Regions from separate parts of the Mus musculus genome. Here region 2 is linked to region 1. A link is a loop called in an ENCODE intact Hi-C map of the cell type or tissue named here. Cell type or tissue: left cerebral cortex. All regions are shown on one strand. Links, peaks and the distances in the headings refer to the core of each region. The heading gives the core; the rest is flanking DNA. Region 1 has its middle 19 kb from the start of Gm5751. Region 2 has its middle 14 kb from the start of Fthl17b.

Region 1 (10,344 bases), core at 1,653-9,652:
TCATCCTAAATAGTTCAGCTTGTATAAATCCACGTATTAGCGGAGTATATAGGTGGATGTACCTACTTCTAAGACAGAATTTCTGAAGCTCTAGGTTATAGCTGGTGTGGCCTGGATAAGTCTTTTAGTGAGAAGCTATTTGTGCATTTTAGCATTTTCCCTGAGGCTTAGCAGGTTTAGCAATGTCCATTAGTTATCAGCAAATAGACAGCATCCTAGTTGTGGCAAGTAGGGCCAAATGTCAAGAGGAGATGGTGGTAGCAGTAAACGTTCACTAATGATGACAACAATCAGGAAAAGGCACCACTTTGTGTATTTTAGCACACTATAATGACAAATTTGCTTATAAGTCCAAATATTTTCTAATTATTCATTTTTATGCCCATAAGTTGGTGCTGCTATTGGATTTGTCCAGAGAAGTGTCTGATAGCAGTTACTGCATAGATTCTTAACTGGCCAAAGTGGTGAGAATATGTGATTGTGGAATTCACAGACTTTTTATTTGAGACAGGGTTTCTCTGTTTAGCCCTGGCTGTCGTGAAACTTACTCTGTAGACCAGGTTGGCCTCAAACTCAGAAACCTGCCTGCCTCTGCCTCTCAAGTGTTGGTATTAAAAGCATGCACCAGCATGTCCAGATGGAATTCACAGTCTTAAAAGAGGCATGCATATCATCCCCTCCATGGGCTAGACAGCTCCATAGAAGCAAGAAAAGAATGTATGTAAGGTAGAAGAGAGGGTGGAGTGGTGTGGACTCAAGTCTCTAGGACATGACATAGCATTTGCATGCCTGAAGTCTCAGCAGCTGTTACTACCTGATGAAGATTGGGCCTTCCTTCCCTGTCACAGAGAGGGTAGAATGCTTATGAGCCTCTCTCCCATTCCTGGGTATTGATAGAAAGTTAATAGTTGCTAGGGAGAGGGGCTTATGAAATCCTACTCCTTCCTGAGAAGGACCTGTAGGTAATTAATACTTTCAGAGTATGAGGGAAATTTACTTCTGTTGTGGAGCCAATTCTAAGGTACCCCTGATTCTAGTTTTAATCCCTTAGCAATTCCCCTACAGGAAACAAATATAAACCATGTGTTGACCTAAACATCTTGAAGATAGAAGGGACTACCTGGCTGTGATGATTTGTATATGCTCTGCACAGGGAGTGGCACTATTAGAAGGTGTGGGTGGCTCTGTTGGAGTTGGTGTGACCCTGTTGGAGTAGGTGTGATCCTGTTGGAGTAGGTGTGTCACTGTGGGTGTGGCTTTTAAGACTGCCTGGAAGCCAGTCTTCTGCTAGCAGCCTTCAGATGAAGATGTAGAACTCTCAGCTCTGCCTACAATATGCCTGCCTAGATGCTGCCATGTTCCCACTTTGACGATAATAGACTGAACCTGTAAGCCATTCCCAATTAAGTGTTGTCCTTTTAAGAGTTACCTTGGTCATGGTGTCTGTTCACAGTAGTAAAACCCTAACTAAGACTTTGGTTGGTACTGGGAGTTGGGTATTGCTGTGATAAGCCTGACCATGTGTTTGTTTGGAAGAATGTAGATTCTGGGACTTTGGATTTGGAGAGCAATGGAATGCTTTAAGTGAGGCTTAATGGGCTATCCTAGAAGGAATACGGAAGACTTTGCTGCTGTGAGTGGTTTGAACTGTGAGGACGGGCCCCAAGAGGTTTCAGTGGAGAAGAACTTCAATATGTGGCTCAGAGACTGTTTCTGTGATATTTTGGTGAAGAATGTGGCTGCTTTTTGCCATTGTCCGAACAGTCTGTCCAGATACTAAGGTGAAGAAATTTAGATTAATTGCTTTGAAACAGGAAGTCACAAAACAGCCTGGTGTAAATTCTGTTGTGTGGTTACTAAAGTTCTCTCTTATGAAGAGCATTTTAATGAAAAGCAGGAAGTTGAGAAAGGAAAGAAACAAAACATACGGTTCAAGAGTCCAATTAAAAGGGCACCAGGGGGTAGAATAGAGCTGAATCCTGTGTTCTAGAAGAGACCAGATTAAGGGAGTGGGACTTTGGGGGAAGATCCTACCTAGCTACATTTAGATCCAGGCATGGTGGTACACACCTTTAATCCCTGGAGACAGGATTTCAGATCTCTGAACTCAAGGTCAATGTATAGAACAAGATCAGGGACAGCCAAGTTTAGGCAGAGAAGCAGGTGGAAAACAGAAAGCTAGTGAAATGTAGTAGAACAAGGGGGCCATGTTCCAGCTCCTGCAAGCAGCAGAACTCAGCAGCTTCGGCCGTGTGACTTTGGCTTTAGAGTGAATAATAGAAGGGACTACTAGGACAATTGATGTTGGTTAGCTGGAGCTAAGAAAGTAGTAGTGATTAAGAAGATACCAGCATCACTGAGGTGAAATCTTCAGGGAAGTGTTTTCTGCGAGCACAGAGGCTGTGTTCCAGAGATAGCCAAGGTTGTATCTCATGCTGCAGATGTACTTAGTAATGTGTAAGATTCACCCAGGCAGTACTGGTTTTGAAGGCATGAAGGGGACATGAAGATCAGCTGAGGCTTGGTACTGTGAGGGGCCAAGGAAGGCCATTGGTGAAGATGCAGCCTTAGTTGTAGTTGACAGCCCAGGACTGAAGGAGTCATGCAAAGATTTGTGATTTGGCACCATGAAGAGAGCCTATGAGAGGCTATTGGTCACCTTGCCTAGTTGCAAGGGAAGACCACAGCTTTTTGGAGATGCCAGTACCATGTGATGACCACCAAGAACAGCCGTGGCCAGAGGAGTGGATCAACCTGAGCTTAGAATGCTAGAGGACAGAGCTGGAGAAGTGATGCCAACCTTTTGGAGGAGTCCAGACATGTGTAGATCCCAGACATTGACACAAGAAGTTGGAACATTGAAGTTGCCTTGGAGACCTCAAAATGTTTGAGATTCCAGAGCCATGGGCTATCTGCTGAGGAAAGCTGCTAACAAGGAGTGGAAACAGCCCATGAAAAGAAGTTTATTGCAGTCAAAAAAGATTAAAAGGGAGTTGGAGATCTGAAGACTGCTTTGACATCAGACATGGAGATGCAGAGTTTAGACTTCATCCATCTGGTTTCCTGTCTTGCTTTGGGGATCACAGTTAAGTGATTGGATGAATCTCAGAAAAGACTTTGAACTTTGGACTTTTAACCTTGTTGAGACTGCCAAAGATTATAGGGACTTTGGAAGTTGGACTAAATGTATTTTGCTTTATGCTATGTTTAGGTATGTCCCCCATAGACTCATATGTTTGAACAAACCTATGTTGGCCAGGGAGTGGAATGTGATGGTTGTATATCCTGGCAGTTTCACTAATAGGAGGCGTGGCCTTGTTGGAGTAGGTGTGTCACTGTGGGTGTGGGTTTTAGGGCCCTCATCCTAGCTGCCTGGAAACCAGTATTCTGCTAGCAGCCTTCAGATGAAGATGTAGAACTCTCATCTCCTCCTGTACCATGCCTACCTGGATGCTGTCATGTTCTCACCTTGATGATAATGAACTGAACCTCTGAACCTGTAAGCCAGCTCCAATTAAATGTTGCCCTTTATAAGAGTTGCCTTGGTCATGGTGTCTGTTCACAGCAGTAAAATCCTAAGACACTGGAGTTGGGTAGGTTCTACCTCAGTATTGGGATCAGGAGTAGTGGGAGGGAACAAAAACAGGGTACTTGATAGTGATGGTGATGAAAATAGTTGGGCAGGTGGGGATTTGTTAAATCAACCCCCCACGCATGCTCCTCAAGGTAACCTTAATTAAAGTTATGGGCTGACAAAAACAAGACAAAAACACCCAAACCCATGAAAATAGGAAGAAGATTAGTTGAGAAAATCACTGGGAATATGAGGAGTGGGAGGGGATACAACATAATGATGGGATATAGTCATAGCTAAAACATAGTATGTGTATGTATATATGTCACAACAAAATATATTAGAACAGCAGCAGCATACCTCCTTCCATGGTGTCAGAATTTTTTCTTAGGATGGGCCAGGTCCTGGGACAGATCCCTAGAATTACAAAAATAATACTACTGTTAAAAGTGACAAGATCAGTGGATGAAGAGGTGGTGCTGTGGTTTAGGGTACACACTACTCTTACAAAGGACTCGGATTTGGTTCCCAGAACTCACATGGCAGCTCATCTGGTGTTTAACTCTACTTCTAAAGTTGTGATTTCCTCTACTGGCTCTGCACACACATGGTACACATATATAACATGTAGGTAAATCATTTATATACATAAAGGGAACTAGATTTTTTTTATAGTGGCATGATCATCTGCATAGGAAATATGACAGTTCATTAAAGATCTCAGCAGATGTGTCCTGTACATGTACTCCTGTTCCCCTGCAAGAACAGAGCTCAGATTTGTCCTGTTAACTCCATCTACCCCTGCCCTTGCCTCAACTGAGCCCCTCCATTCCCCACACATAGTCAAAGCCTATAGTTATGCTGCCAACTTCATCTACCCCACCCACTGGACCCATACTCCTAAGCACATGTAGTCCCTTCTCTAGCCAGAGACATTAGACTCATACTGCCAAATCCACCCATCCCTGCAACCTTTCCAGAGAGGTGTACTGGACCCATAAGTACAATGCTACTGACTCTACTTACCACAGGAGCACATGTCCCACATCTGTCTTCCAGCCCTCCTTCTGCCCTTCTTCTTCATGTAGAGATCTCAGTCTACTATTCTAAAAGGGAGGAAAGGGAGCAGAGTGAGGAAATACTGCACCAAATGAAAACCAGACAGCAACAGGGTTGATACCAAATTCTGCATCTCTATGTTTGATGTCAAAGAGCTCCTTAGACCTCCAACTCCTTTCAGCTTTGTTGACTGCAACACCTCTCTCTCTCTCTCTCTCTCTCTCTCTCTCTCTCTCTCTCTCTCTCTCTCTCTCCCCCCCCCCCAGGGTGATTTCACACCCAACGTTCAGCTATCCTTGGCATGGATCCCATGACTCTGGCATCTCCAACCCCTTGGGGTCTCCAACCCAATCCAGGCTTCACCTTCACAGCAGCACGCAATGACTCATCTGCAATGTCCTCCAATGCAGGGACACCCCTGAGACAAGCCTGGCCTCAGTGGCTTTCCTTAGCCATGGAGGGAGATTCCATAACTCCTTTCTTGTATCCTTGACTCTAAAGCCAGAACCATGTGGCGAAAGCTTGTCAGTTCTGCTTGGTGGGTCTGGAATGTGGCTCCCTCTTTCAATCACATCTGCGTCATAGAACAAGTCCCCAAACTAAGGAAAGATGCACCCATACAAATAGAAGAAGCACACAGAACACCAGATAGACCAGACCAGAAATACTCAGTGTATGCTAGTTAAAACACTAAGTACACAGAACAAGGGAAGTGTATTGAAAGCTACAAAAGAAAGGTAGCAAGTCACTCAAAAGGAAAACTTATTAAAATAACAAAGGATTTCTCAGTGGAAACTTGGAAAGCCAGAAGATCTTGGAACAATGCAGTAAGAGTGCTAAAAACATCCACACAATGACAGCCTAGACTAATTTGTCCAGGGAAACTATCTGCCTTAGCTGAAAGAAAGAAAAATTCCCCATGCTATACACAGCCTGACATTTTTATATCCCACAAACAACACTCAAAGAAAATACAGGAAGCTGTATGTCAGGCTGCAGAGAGAAATGAGCGTAGCTAAGAGACTGTTGAAAGAAAAACAAAGCCATCATCACAAAAGCACAAAGTACCAAGAACATAATACCACCAAAAATCAACAACATAATGGCTCCAGTCAGCACAGACTTTTAAATATTAACTTTAAATATAGATGATCTCACTTCTCCAATTAAATAACATGCTGGCTTAATGGATCAAGAAACAAAATCCATCTACCTGTTGCCTACAAGAAACACATTTTCAGTTTTAAAGATAGACACTACACACTGCCTTAGAGTAACAGGATGGGTAAAGACTCTCCAGTCAAACGAGACAGGGGACTAGGCAGCAACTGGCATTGCCGTTCTAATATAAGTCAAAATAGACTAGAAGCGACAAAGAAGGACACTTAATTCTAACCAAGAGAACAATTAAGCAAGACATTACTATCCTAAACATATACGCACCAAACACGGGCTCACCCGATTTCATTTAAAAATGTACTAGCGGACTGAAAGACACAGCCTGGCACCAACCTGTTCATTCTATGTGAGTACAATTTCCCAGTTCGTTCCAGTTTCTCCAATAGACAATTCACCTAGACAGACAGCAGACAGAACCCCGAGAATTAGATGGTTATCAGCCATCAAATGGACTTAGGAGATACCTATAGAATATTCCACACAAACACCAAAGGGCCTTCTACTCAGCAGCACAGGGACCGGTCTCCAAAACAGAGCACATCCTGGGATACAAAGCAAAGCTCTAATCTCAGGAAGATTAAAATGACAGCGAGCATCCTCTCTGATCATAACGCACCACAACTTCAAACTGTCAGCAGACAGATCTCCAGTAAGTCCACAAACTCCTGGAGATTAAGCAACACATGACTGAATGATGAATGGGTCAAAGAAGAAATCCCAAAGAGAAACAGAACATTTCCGGGAACTGGAGGAAAACACAACACGAAACCCATCTGAGATATAGTGTGCAAGTAGTCCTAGGAGGAAAACTGATAGCTCTCAGTGCCTACATTTGAAAAACTGAGAAAAAAGGCCCACCTCAGAAGAGAGTCATGGGCTTCAGGCCCCTAAGGAACCTCTGAGCAGGGGGGCGGGCCACTAGCTAGCCTTTTGTCTGGCTGGCAACCCAAGCAGGTGAGCCATCCCTCTGCCCCCCCTCCGCCCCCGCACCCACCCCTCCCTCCTTCCTCCCCCCCCCCTCCGGCGCGCCCCCAAGGCCGGCTCCGCCCCCTCTTGGAGTGGGTGGTGTGCTCCTGCGGCTCCTGTTGTGTCGCAGGCACACGCGCCGTTGGCGGAGCTGCAGATAAAGTGGTCTGAGCAGGACAGCCGCTGCCCCCACCAGCGCGCTGCCAGAGCGGACCAAGAGGCCTAGCGACCCGACTCGCTGCCTCCCTCGAGTCCCCAGAGCTCGGGCTCAGCTTTCTCCAGGCTTCTGGGCCCGAAGTATGTAGCCCGCCTGCGGCCCGCCTAGGTACCCAGCGGCTGTCACCCACCGGGCCGTCGAGGCGGCCAGGTGCGCAGCGCGGAGCGGCTCGCGGCGGGGCACAGGCCCGGTCTGCCAGCGGCCTGACCGGCCATCGGAGCCTGCTTCGCGGGCCTCTATCCCGTTCTCTTGGGCTCGCCCTCCTAGGGCCGTCTTTATGGGCCACCTTCTCTCGAAGGAGCCTCGGAACCGTGCGAGCCAGAAGAAGCCTCGTTGCTGCAGCTGGTGTCGCCGCCGGCGCCCTCTCATCAGGCTGCCGGGCCGGACGCCGACCAAGTCGTCCCCACAGCCCGCGGCGGCGGCGGCCCGCAATCGGGACTGCTTCTTCCGCGGGCCCTGCATGCTCTGTTTCATCGTGCACAGCCCCAGCGGGCCCGCCCCCGCCGGCCCAGAGGAGGAGCCGCCGCTGTCGCCGCCGCTGCCGCGGGACGGGGCCTACGCCACCTCCCCCTTGCAGCACCTAGAGCCGCGCTACGCGGCCTTGGCGGCCGAAGACTGCGCCGCCGCGGCCCGCCGCTTCCTGCTGTCGTCGGCCGCCGCCGCTGCCGCCTCCTCGGCCTCGTCGCCCGCCACCCGTTGCAAGGAGCTGGGGCTGGCCGCCGCCGCCGCCTGGGAGCAGCAGGGCCGGAGCCTCTTCGTGGCCAGCATGGGGCCGCTGCGCTTCCTGGGGCCGCCGGCCGCCGTGCAGCTGTTCCAGGGGCTGCCGCCACAGACGGAGCATCCCTTGGCCCCCGACCTAGTGTGCAACTGGAAGGACGACGAGCTTCCCGACTACACCTACTGCAGCCAGCCCCGCTGCGGCGGCGGCGGCAGCGGCGGCGGCGGCGGCGGCGGCGGCGGAGGACCTGTTGGGGGAGGTGGCTTGCTGCTGCAGCCACTGGATGCTGGCTACTGCCAGGCCCCAGAGCAGCCCCTGCCAGTGATCGGCTCCAGGCCCACCTCTCCTGCCTCAGAGTGTTCCTTCATTGAAGCCACCGGCGACACTCTCCGGGCTGGAAGCATCACCGCGTGGTCCGCCCAGCATCAGGCTGAAAGCCGCAACGCGGACTGTCCGAGGCTCCCCGATCCCTGCGAATTCCTTAGAGATTCGCCCCCTGAGCCCCTAGACATCAACCAGCTGCCGGGGTCCATCGTGCTTGAGGTGGATCTGGACGACTAGGTCCAGGGATGCGAGTTTTTCCCCAACGCTGCCCCCCCCCCTTCCCGAGGCTGTCTCTGTCCTCCCCCTGTGCAAGGAGGAGTGGGATTCCCTGATTCCCTGACAGCCCGGGGTCGCTTGAAGGGGAGACTGGGCAGCCAGTCGCCCCCTGCTTAAGGCCTGTTTTGAAGTAGAAAAGCTTGGAGTCTGCTGAATGCCTTGTCGTAGATTAGGTCCGTTTCCACAATTCAGGATTCATTTATTGCTTTAGCAAATCCCGATATAGAACTATTAGATTTCTGTGGAATAAATATATGCATACTTGAGCAATTTCTATTTGGTGGGTAACAGCTTTACATACCGACGTTTGAAAAAGTTTTCAAACTGTTTTTCAGGTCTGGTCGCTGCTAGTTAGTGCCAATAACTTACAATTAAGCATGTACCATGATCAGTCACTGTACCAGCGCTTTATAAATCTCATGGGTTCCTCCATTTGATGCTGTGACATAAGTCCTGTTAATATTTATTGTATTCAAAAAGAAACTGACATTCCAGTGTTTTGGGACAGATGACTTACACCAGTGAACCCGGAAGAAGAGGAAATCGTGGTTGAAAGACTGGATCAAGGTCACACCCATAAACTAAAGAGCAAATCTGGGACTTGAACTAGGGACTTTCGGCCAGCTTGACTTGAAAACCAAACCAACTCTGTTCTTTATGCCGTTGTTCCTCCTTCCTATGTCCTTACCTTCCTTTATGTGCAATGGATTGCCAGAAGTCAGAAGTGTTTTATGTTGGGGTTGGGTGAATGAAGAAGTGAAGTGCCTGGTGGGAATTTTATGTCAGTGTCAGTTACTAAGTAAAATGTCCTGCTTTGTCAGCGCTAGAAACAAACTTTGTGACAGTTTGTGTTAAGTTATTAACTCCCCTTCCCCTTGTTTCTTGTCTTTGTTCCCACACTTTTTTCTGGAGGTTATAAAATGAGAACTTGAGTTTTCATTGTGGTTGATATTTAAATAGCACTAGGCAGAAAGAACCTTCAGGAGAATGTGGCTACTTTCCTTGTTACTGAATTAACTGCCAATGAATTGTAAATGTTACTGTCACATCAGTGTACCTTATCTGAGTAGACTTTTAACATATGTGCAATTGTGTGTTTGAATCTGTTTTACTGTGACATTGATGTTCTTGTGAAAAATACAGCAAAAGACTAAATAAGTTCCCCATTTCGTTGTCTCATAATCTAATGATTTATGGAGTTGTACTTCCTGGGGGAAATATTACTTTGTGTGTTCAGGGGATGAATTTTAGGGCAAAGTCTTGAGTCCTTATGTCACTGGAAAACACAGATATTTACAATTCATAATAGTACCAACATTATATTTATGAAACAACAACAAAATTAATTTTATAGTTGGGGGTGTGGTCACCACAACATGAGGAACCATATTAAAGGGTTGCAGCATTAGAATGGTTGAAAACCAGTTATATAGATAAATAAAACATCAACAGAACGATTAGAAAGAGCACAAATAAATGAATTAATGATACAACTAAAAAGTTGGACAAACAGAAACAAACCAAGTCCAAAACAGCAAGAAGTAATAAAAACCAGAGCAGGAATCAATAAAACAGAAAACAGTACACAGAATCAAGAAGTCTAAGAGCTGCGGCTCTGAGGAAATAGATAACATTGGCAGGCTGTTGGCCCAACTAAACAAAAGAAAGGCAGGACCCAAATGAACAGAATCAGGATTGAGCTGGGAAAAATCACAACAAACACTAATAAAGAAGTCCAGAATAATATAAAAATGAATACATTAAAAACCAGTAATTCATTAAGTTGAAAATCCTAAAAGAAATGAATGAATTCTAGATTCAGCTAAATTACCAAAATTAAAGAAAGAAGAAAACAACCTAAGCAGACCCTAGCAAAGGAGATTGAAATAGTAATGAAAAGGCTTCAAGTTAAAAAAAAAATGCCCAGGCTCAGGTGGATTCCCAGGTTTTCAAAGGAGATCTCCAGGTAATCTATCTTAAGCTTTCAAACAAACAAACAAGCAAGCAAATACATAAACAAAGAAGTAAATA
Region 2 (10,344 bases), core at 1,557-9,556, 58 kb after region 1:
GTTATGATTACACCATTTAAACAGTCTTTACATCTCTGTGTCTTGAGGCATATGTATAATCTTAGGTCTCTGTATGATCATGGCACCTAGACCTTTCCACGATATAAAAAGGGACACAGTCTCAGAACCAAAAGCCAAATAAGAAACAGCAGGAAAAAAAAAAGAGGGGTTTGAAAAGATGTCTCAGTACTTTAATGGCCCAAGCTGGTTTTTTTTTTCCCTCAGAGAACCAGAGTTCAGTTTCCAGCACCCAGAGTGGGGTGCTCACTAACACCTGCAACTCCAGCTATGGGGAATCTGACACAATCCTCTGCCTTTCTCAGGCATGACTGGGGAAGCTGAATGAATGAATGAATGAATGAATGAATGATAGCTCAGGATTAGTGACCAGCAACTCCTCTTGTTGCAAGCCGGCTTGATACCTGTGACACTTTGCCGAATGCCACCTGAAGTGCTCTCACGAGCATCTTGTGTGATACCACCTCTGGCACAAAATTCTTTAATATCTACATCACTGTCTCCTTTCTTCCCCGTCCCCTGCTGCATTTATCTGCACACACCAGCACAGTGTGTTCATCTGCACATGCCACCATGGTGTGTTCACCTGCACACACCACCACAGTGTGTTCACCTGCACACGGCACCATCGTGCATGCAGTGCTGTGTCCTTCATTCTGCTCATGCTTTACTTACTGTGCACGCAGTGCACCACCAGCTTCTGTGTGCAGCCACGTAGTTCATATTCCAGGTTCTCCCAGAGCCTGTGGGCTCCTCCAGCGCTTTTCTTCGCCTAATCTTTGTTCCGCACCCTTAATTACATCTCTCCTGCTTGCGCAAATGACAGTGTATTAAGAATATAAAGGCAAACATGGTAGCCCTGGAAACTAGGTTTACTTAGGACATTCCTTTTCCTTTAAGTTGCTGGGTTTCTTTTCATTTATGTGCAAATAATGTAATGAAAACCCTTTTCAGCTGTGATGAGACATGAAGAAAATTCGAGAGCCTTATCTGGAAATGATTGCCTTTCAACCTGCACATAGAGAATTTTTTCAACATCCTGTCCTGGGGTGATGGGCTCTCTGGACTCTGCCCCTCCAAGAGGATATGAAGACAGTGAAAATTTCCTGCAGATAAAGCCAATGCAGCTCGACACTACTGCAAGCAACCCCATTTGAATTCACTGGGTCCCTCCAATACAAACCAACATGTAATACATGATGGACTAGTGATGAGAAAGGGCATTGGCCTTAGTGGGAATAAAGAGAGGGTAATTGGAACCAGGTGTGCTGGTGCATGTCTTTAAGTGCACGTCCCAGCACTTGGGAGGCAGAGACCAGTGGGTCTCTATGTGTTCAAGGGCAGCCTGGTCTACAGAGTGAGTACCAGGACAGCCAGGGCTGTTAGGTAGAGACCCTATCTCGGAAAAACAAACATACAAAACTAAAGAAAGAAAAAGAAAAAAAGATGGTAATTGGGATCTATACATGATCAATTAATTGTAATTTATATGATCAAAATACATTATATATTTCTATAAAATGTCATAATAAAATATATTTTATTAGAAAACAATACAGGGATGTTCTTTTTAATATGACACAGAAGGGCTTCTGATCCCCATCAACAAGTGCTTCAGTGTTAAAAAGATGCTGAAGAAGACAAGATGCGAAGGAAATTCCTCCAGATGAGAGCCAGGTGCATGAGCTCAGGAACGCCCTCATCAGAAGCAGATGGCTTTGGGAAGGGCAATGGGAAGGCATCAGGTGAGAGGAAAGCATGGAGCATGAAGAAACACCTCTCCGGCTTCCCTCTTCTTCTGTTGCATGCTGCAGCCTAGATATGTGACATAGACCCTGCACAAGTCCAGGCCTCTTGAGGTGAAGAACTAACCCAATAACAGCTGAGAGGTAGAATAGGACTTTACAATTAATTACCCTGTGACTTGACCTTCTTATGAAAGACATGTGACACTGGACACCTCTTCTACATACTCTGAGGCTTACTTCTTTGATCCACATAATGCAAGTGAATGATCATTGGCTCCACTTTCTAGTGACTGGTGAAGCAGCAGATCTATGTCAGACGATGGGGGCATCAGACTACACCCGATGGTATAACTAGAAGTGCTTTTGGTCAACACACACACACACACACACACACACACACACACACACACACACACACACAAATAAAAAGGTAACTAAAATGAGTATCAATGTTTCACTGAGAAAGGTACATACCTAATGCCTTCCCTGCACCTGTCTTAGGAATCGCCTGTTCTGTATCATTCTCTGCATGGAAGTGCACTGCCCTTCTCTTGCCCAGATATGAGTACTGAGAAGAATCCTACTTGTTTGTTTCAACACATTTTCTCTGTAATTATACACATATACACAAGTTAACATTTGTCACCTGCCATGTTCCACTAAAAAGGTGTCAGAGCATATCCCTCTCCTACTATCTGATCAACACATGGCTCCTCTCTTGTCCCTCACAGGTGACAGGTTCAAATTCTGTGCTGTAGGATACTGACTTTGCTTTATTACGCATACCATTCTCTTTTCATGAGAGCCTGGGGGTGAGTGTGGACAGACATACCTTTCTATGAATATCAAAAGTTATTTTAACCTTCTTATCTTGCCATTTTTGAAGTATGTAGGCCTGTCTGGTTCTAGAGATGGAGTCCAGGACCTCCTGCATTGCAGGCAAGTGCTCCACCACTGAGCTGCACTGAACCTGTAGTCAGCACTTCATCACTGAAAACTGCCTGAGAGAAATCAGGGAAGAAAGTTGACTCTGGGCTCAGAGTTTTAGCGGGCTCAGTTGATGGATGCTTTGTGCAGAACATCTGGGGCAGAAGCACTTAGGTGAGGCTGTTCCTCACTTTTTAGTGGGTGAGGGCATCCAAACAAGGACTTCAGGAAGGAAGAGCCCAAGGCAAGAAACAAGCTCAAGTACATGGCTCTAAAGAGCAAATTGCTAAAAAAAAATATCTCTGCCTCCTGCATAATCATACCCAATACTCTATGACTTTATCTATGGATTCCTCAAGAGACCCATTCAGAGATTAGATTAGAAATCTTATGACATCATCAGCTTTGGAAATGCCTTTACACAGTGACCCAAAGTGTAACCTTTACTAATGTCCTAGACTTTTCAAAAATAATTAGGTAGATTGCCAAATTGAATAGTTACAACCAGGTATAATGGCACATACTTTTAATCCCAGCATGTAGAAGGTAGAGGTGGGCAGACCTATGGATGTTTAAGGTCATCCTGATCTACATGGGGTGTTCCAGGATAATAGCCAGAGCTATATAGTGAGACCTTGTCTTGAAAAAATGCTAGGAGTCAATATGAGCTTGTGTTGTTAATGTTGTTTTCAAATGGAATCTTACTAAGTCACCCAGGTTGGCAAAACACTTGCTATCTTCCCTTATGAACATCCAAGTTGCTAGGATCATAGCTGCTCCTGGGTCACTGTGAACAATTTTCTCATTTGCATGCTCATTTGTTCACTGACCCAGGTTCCAACTGTGCAGCCCAGTCTAGTTTGGAACTCTCTTTATAGCTTAGATTGCATTGGAATTATGGTATTTGTTTCCCAGCCTCCAGAGTACTGGGGTTACAAGAGAAGGCTACCCTACTTGACTTTGAATTCATTTCTAATTGATCCTAATACTTACCCAGGTACCTGGTACAGAATGTAGGGATAAAGGCAGGGACAAATTAGGGAGGACAGTGAAGCTATCACAGGAAACACACATCTCACACAGCTCACGCATAGATGGAGCTGTCACAAGGTACATGACTCAGCTGGGTTCACAAGGACATATCTCTGATGAACTGAACTGGGGGCCTGTGAGAAAGGAAGAGACAGCAGAGATCTCTGTCTCTGCATTATGTGAGGATGCAAAGATGATGAAGAAATGGAGGACTTGGGAGGGACTTCTCTGATTCCCTGCTTCAGTTCCCTTCTTCCATAAATATCTCAAAAAATCCTGATCGGAGTGTCCCTGCTTAGATTCCCTGACATGTTGAAGGGGATAGGGTAGGGGGCAGGTGGGAAAAATGGAAAAGCATGCATGTTCCTGTGTGTGTATTGGGTGAGTGGACAACCCCAGATGACAGTCTTTCCACACCACTTTACTTTAGACAGCCTCCCTTTATTGTTCGTCCACTGTATATCAATCAGGTTCCTTTGTCCTAGAGGTTATGGGCATTCTGCTGTCTGCATGCCATCTTCCAATAAAAGCACTGGGATTTCAGACCCTCTCACTATGTATCCAGCTTTTACATGGGTTGTGAGGATTCAAACTCCGTATTGCATGGCAAGTCCTTTCCCACCAAACCACCTGTCTCTCCCCTGTCTCATCCCTTGATGTCCTGATTGTGAGAACAATCACATTCAGTTGTAAGATTCTCTATGAGGCATCAAGTCACAGTTTAAGAAGCTGTATGTGGATGGGGAGATGACTAAGGGCATCCTGGTACCCTTCCAGAGGACCAGAGTTCAGCTTCCAGGAGCCACATCAGATGGCTAATGACTGACTGTAACTCAATCTCAGGGTGGGACACACCCCCTGACCTCTTTGGGCACATGCATGCACGTGCAGAAACCTACATAACAGCAGATGCACATACACAAATTAAAAAATAAAATGTTTCAAAACAGGCAGCTGTGTAATGTGCCTGACATGGCATTATCTCTACAGTTAATATTACAAGAGAAGGAAATGAAAGGTTTCAGGAAATTAATTTTCTGCCTAAAAGCACTATGTGAAACCTCGTTGGAAGCCTAGCACTGTTGCACGCTTCTGTATGCAGTCCCATGCTTTGGAGTCTGAGACAGGAGCATCTTCAGACCCCAGGAGCTTCAGCCCAGCCTGAATGGCAGAACAAGACCCATTCCCCCCCAAAAACTGATCTCCCTAAATTAATTTGCTAAATAACAACAACAAAAAACATTACTATTTGTTTGTTTTCCAAGGCAAAGAGTACTTAGGAAAGCACAGGAAAACAGTATTTTAAGAACCTGGAGTCTAGCTCTCCTTCCCAGCCAAGACTGTTCCTGGAGAACATCCATGTACACCGTGCCACCTGCTGGACACGTTCTTAACTGCAGGCTCCTCACAGAACAGAAAGGCTAGGACAATGCAGAGAACAAGGTCGGGGACTCATGTCTGCCCTCTAGAGGGTGAAAGAAACAGGCTGACCCTCCAGAGAAGACCCTGAGACAAACTGCACCCAGCTATTTGGATCCACTTGGCACCTGCACTTTAGCCTCCAGAGACACCACCACACGTGCATCTCAGTCGTCAGAATCATCACCATCTTCTGGAACAGTGAAACTGTTCCTGGAGGATAGAGAGTCCAAGGATCACCCACAACAGCCCTGCTGAGAGCCCTGCTGAGAACCCTGAGTCTCCTGTGCTCTCTGCCTTCTGTGGCTCCCATAGCTGCCTCTGCTGCCAAGATAAATTAGCAAACTGTTTACAAAGGTGATCAGACTGGAGAATCTGGGAGGGGAGGCTGGACGGAGGAAATGAGAAGAGGAGGAGAGAGAAGAGTGGAGCGATCCAACTTGATTTACTGAAAACCAGAGGGAAAATCAGAACATCCGAGGTAGAGCAGCATGAATATATGTCAGTTATTTATGCTTAGAGGAACACTAGCATCTAGATTTTTTTCTTCTACTTTGTGGCACTCAGTAGAGGCCCAGCCACCAGGCACAGGCAGTGATCTTGGGCATGGGTTTCAGCCTTCAAAAGTATTGGGCTTGTTCGACTGGCTGGACTGGAGTACTCTTGTAGCAACCATTGTTGATCAGCCTTTTAATACATAACTTCTGCAAGAGGTTCAGGCTACAGGTCCAAACCTTCATCTCTAAATTTAGGCCCCTGATACTGAAGACTCTGTTGCTCCTGGGACAAAAAGTGTTGATTCCAAGTGAGCAGACTTGTTTCAGCCATTGTGATAGTAACTTTGTTATTGCTGTGACAAATCACCAGATCAAAGCCAACTCGTTGAAGGTTTGTTTGGCTTATGGTTCCAGAGAAATGCGTGTGCTGTGTCAGAGAAGCACAGAAACTAGCAGCAACTACGGGTACTGCAGTAGAAACTAAGTCATACACCTTAAACACTAAGCACCAAGTTAGGAGAGGAAGTGAGGAGGAGAATCCTAGGGGTGAATGGGAATTGGGAGTGTTTTTGAAAACTTAAGGTCACCTATGGAGACATATTTCTTGTAGCAAGGCCATACCTCTTAAACCTACCTAGACAGCAACAGCAGCACTCCTTGAGGGTCAACTCACTGAGCCTATGAGTGGCTTCTCCTTCAAGCCACCACAGGCTTCGATGGTGGTAAATTGAGCTCTTCATTCTCCTCCCTTTCAGAGCCTTTGTGGGTCAGCCTGAATGCTTTCTCATTCACTCTCATCAGAGAGTATGGAACAGCCATTTCCCCAGAAACACCCCTTAGAGAGGAGACTCTAATTCCATATTATTAACATGGCCTAGTTTGAGGAGACTGAATGCACTAGGAACAAACCCATAGTATGACAATATCAAATTCTCTGAGGGAGACTACACAACAGTACCATGGAGTGTTTCAGCCTACAACAAAAAAGATAGAGGATTTGGTGAAAGATGAAGTTGATGTGAAATTGAAATGATCTCTCTTATGCTATATCTGCTCCCATCACACTGTTCTTCCATGTTTGTATTTTGCAAGGAGTATGTCTGTATGGCTCATATTGTAATGTGGTACTTCTGAAGCTTGGAATCCTGGCCAGAGTAGGCTGGGTTTTGGTTTTTTGTGAGTGTTCTTCTGTACATTATAGATTTAACAGCATCCCTGAGCTCTTTTCACTAGATATTAGTGATTATGTCGAATCCCAGTTTTTATAAGAAGGCCCACAAGGATGGGGCAGCAGATGAATATATTCTGATTGGGAATACATCTATTCATTTACTGATACTGATAGCAAATATTCAATGAAAGATCTTGATGAATAATTTCTGTGCTCACTGTTCTATATTTCAGGAAAATGTGTTATTGTAATGAGCACACTAAAAGGACAAATTTGTGTCTGAAGAGATGTCTTAGGCTGCAAAGACCACATGCTCCTTGTGAGGAACCCACATGACTGTTCACAATCACAGCTTTGGTTTTGGGGCATTAAGACTTTCTTCTAGACTCCATCAGTTCCTGCACATATGTAGTATAGACACACACTCATACTGTGATGGTTTGTATATGCTCAGTCCAAATAGTGGCAATGTTAGAAGGTTATTTCATTTATATGAGAGTACACTGTTGCTTTCTTCAGACACCAGAAGAGGGCATCAGATCTCATTACACATGGTTGTGAGCCACCATGTGGTTGCTGGAAATTTAACTCAGGAACTCTGGGAGAACAAGCAGCCAGTCCTCTGAACTGTGCTGAGCCACCTCTCCAGCATGGGTGTGGGCTTTAATACCCACTATACTAGACCTAGCTGCCTGGAAGTCAGTCTTCCACTAGAAGCCTTCAGATGAAGACATAAAACATTCAGGTCCTCCTTACCATGCCCAGCTGGCTGTTGCCATACTTTCACCTTGATGAAAATGGACTGAATCTTTGAACCTGTAAGCCCCCACCAATTAAATGTTGTCCTTTATAAGACTTGCCTTGGTCATGGTGTCTCTTCACAGCAGTAAAACCCTAAGACAGAAGTTGCTTAAATAAAAATCTTTTTTAAAAAAGAGGTTGGAGAGACAGCTCAGAGATTAAAAGTACCATCTCCTTTTCCAGAAGTGCTGAGTTCAAATCCCAACAACCACATGGTGGCTTACAACCATCTGTAATGGAGTCTGATACCCTCTTCTTGGGTCTGAAGACAGCTACAGCATACTCATCATATATATATAAAAGAAATAAATAAAAATCTTTTTTAAAAAAAGGGGGGAGAAGTTGCTACCAGGAGTGGGGTACTGCTGTGATATGCCTGACCATGCTTTTGTTTGGAAGAATGTTGATTTTGGGACTTTGGATTTGGAAAAAAGTGGAATACTTTAAAGGGGCTTAATGGGAATATGGAAGACTTTGTTATTGAGAGTGATTTGAATTGTTTGGACCTGGACTAAGAGCTTTCGGTGGAGATGAACTTCAGGATGTGGCCTAGAGACTGTTTTTGTATTTTGGTATTTTGGTGAAGAATGTGGCTCCTTTTTGCCCTTGTCTGAAAAGTCTGCCTGAGGCTAAAGTGAAGAGACTCAGATTAATTGCACTGAAAAAGCAAGTCTCAGAAACACACATCATAGACTTTGTTCTCTGGCTAAGTCTCATGAAGAGCATGTTAAACAAGCATAGCAAGCTTAGAAAGTAAAATCATAAAATATGGTTTGAGTATTAAAGGGGATCCAGGAGGTTAAATGGTGCTGAATCATGTGTTCTAGGAGATAGGAGATTAAGGGAGTAGAATTTGGGGGCAAGATTCTACCCAGCTAAATATAATCCAGGCATGGTGGTACACACCTTTAATCCTAGGAGACAGGAAATCAGATCTCAGAGTTCAAGGTCAATCTATAGAGCAAGATTCAGGACAGCCAATCTTAGGCAGTGAAGCAGGTAGAAAACAGAGAGCTAGTGATAATGTAATAGAACAAAGAGGCCATGTTCAACTCCTGTAAGCAGCAGAATTTGGCAGCTTTCGTCTTGTGGGTCTGGCTTTAGATTGAAAAGTAGAATGGGTCCTGGGATAATTGATACTGGTTCGATGGAGCTAAGAAATTAGGGGTGAATAAGAAGAGACCAGCATCACTGAGGTGAAATCTTCTGAGAAGTGTTTTCTGAGAGGAAAAAGAATCTGTGTTCCAGAGATAGCCAAGGTTGAACCTTCTGCTGCAGCTGTACTTGGTAATGTGTAAGAGTCACCCACATGGTACTGGATTTGAATGCATGAAGGGGTCATGAAGAAGAGCTGAGGCTTGTCACTGTGAGAGGCCAAGGAATGCCATTGGTGAAGGTGCAGCCTCAGCTGTAGTTGATGGCCCAGGACTGAAGGGGATAAAGGATTTGAGGCTTGGCACCATGAAGAGAGCTTATGTGAGGCTATTGGTGAAGCCTAGTTGCAGAGGACTACCACAGCGTATTGGAGATGGCAGTGCCTTTTGATGATCACCAAGAACAGTGGTGGCCAGAGGAGTGGATCAACCTGAGCTTAGAGTGTTACAGAGGGCAAAGCTGGAAAAGTGATGCCAACCATTTGTAGGAGTGCAGAGGGTGGGGTTTGGATCTCAGACATTGTAACAAGAAGATGTAACATTGAAGTTACCTTGGAGACCCCAAGATGTTGAAGATGCCAGAGCTGAGGGATACCTGCAGAAGACATCTGCTAGCAGGGAGTGGAACTAGCCTAGGAGAAAGAAGTTTGTTGCAGTCAGCAAAGATGAAAAAGGTGTGGGGATCTGAAGACTGCTTTGACATCAGGCATGGAGAAGTTTGAATTTTGCACAGCTGGTTTCTTGTCTAGCCTTGGGGATTACAGTTAATTGATTGGATGGCTCTCAGAAGAAACTTTGAAGTTTGGACCTTTAACATTGTTGAGACTGCTATAGACTACGGGGACTTTTGAAGTTGTACTAAATGTAGTTTGCATTATGCTTTGCTTTGGTATGGCCCCCATAGGCCTATATGTTTGAACAAGCCTATGGGGACCAGGGAGTAGAATGTAGTGGTTTGTGCATGCTTGGCCTAGAAAGTGGCACTATTAGGAGTGTGGCCTTGTTGAAGTAGATGTGTCAGTGTGGGTGTGGCTTTGAGACCCTCATCCTAGTTACCTGGAAGTGAGTCTTCCACTAGCAGCCTTCAGATGAAGATGTAGAACTATCATCTCTGCCTGCATCATGCCATCCTGGATGCTGCCTTGTTCCCTCCTTGATGATAATGAACTGAACCTCTGAACCTATAAGACAGCCACAATTAAATGTTGTCCTTTATAAAGCTTGCCTTGGTAATGGTGTCTGTTCATAGCAGTGAAACCCTAATTAAGACATATACCTATACATTAAATAAGTAAATATTTAAAAAAAATAGTAATTTGTGTGTAAAGGGGAAGTCCATTGCTAAATATAAAATGATAACCAGGCAATTTGTCAATATATGTATTTATGCTTATCCCCACAGGACACAGTTTGTCTTTTGGCTTGGTGGGAGAAACTTTCTTTCTTTCTTTTCTTTTCTTTTCTTTTCTTTTCTTTTCTTTTCTTTTCTTTAGTGGTCAAAGTATCAGGAATAAGGGACTGTTGAAGGCTCACTCCAGACTGGGACAGCATTTTGCCCCTCTTATGGGTTGAGAAAC

The links. Peaks named below come from ENCODE experiments on the same cell type or tissue, not always from the same donor. Only the 100,000 strongest peaks of a DNase experiment are listed, where the experiment ranks them.
Region 2: a loop joins it to region 1, with 2.5 times the contacts of the local background. A loop is called at or near these places in 3 of 42 quality-filtered maps.

Annotation. Positions count from the first base shown.
Region 1 is chrX:8,885,486-8,895,829 of GRCm38, forward strand. It overlaps the pseudogene B630019K06Rik. Among named protein-coding and RNA genes, the nearest start is that of Gm5751, 19 kb to the left of the region's middle. In left cerebral cortex, for the core only: no CTCF peak of the experiment used is centred there; DNase peaks (open chromatin) are centred at 6,418, 6,645, 7,008, 7,519 and 2 more places; H3K4me3 peaks cover 2,157 bases; H3K27ac peaks cover 1,148 bases.
Region 2 is chrX:8,943,485-8,953,828 of GRCm38, forward strand. No RefSeq gene overlaps it. Among named protein-coding and RNA genes, the nearest start is that of Fthl17b, 14 kb to the right of the region's middle. In left cerebral cortex, for the core only: a CTCF peak has its summit at 5,117 (motif pointing left); a DNase peak (open chromatin) is centred at 5,115.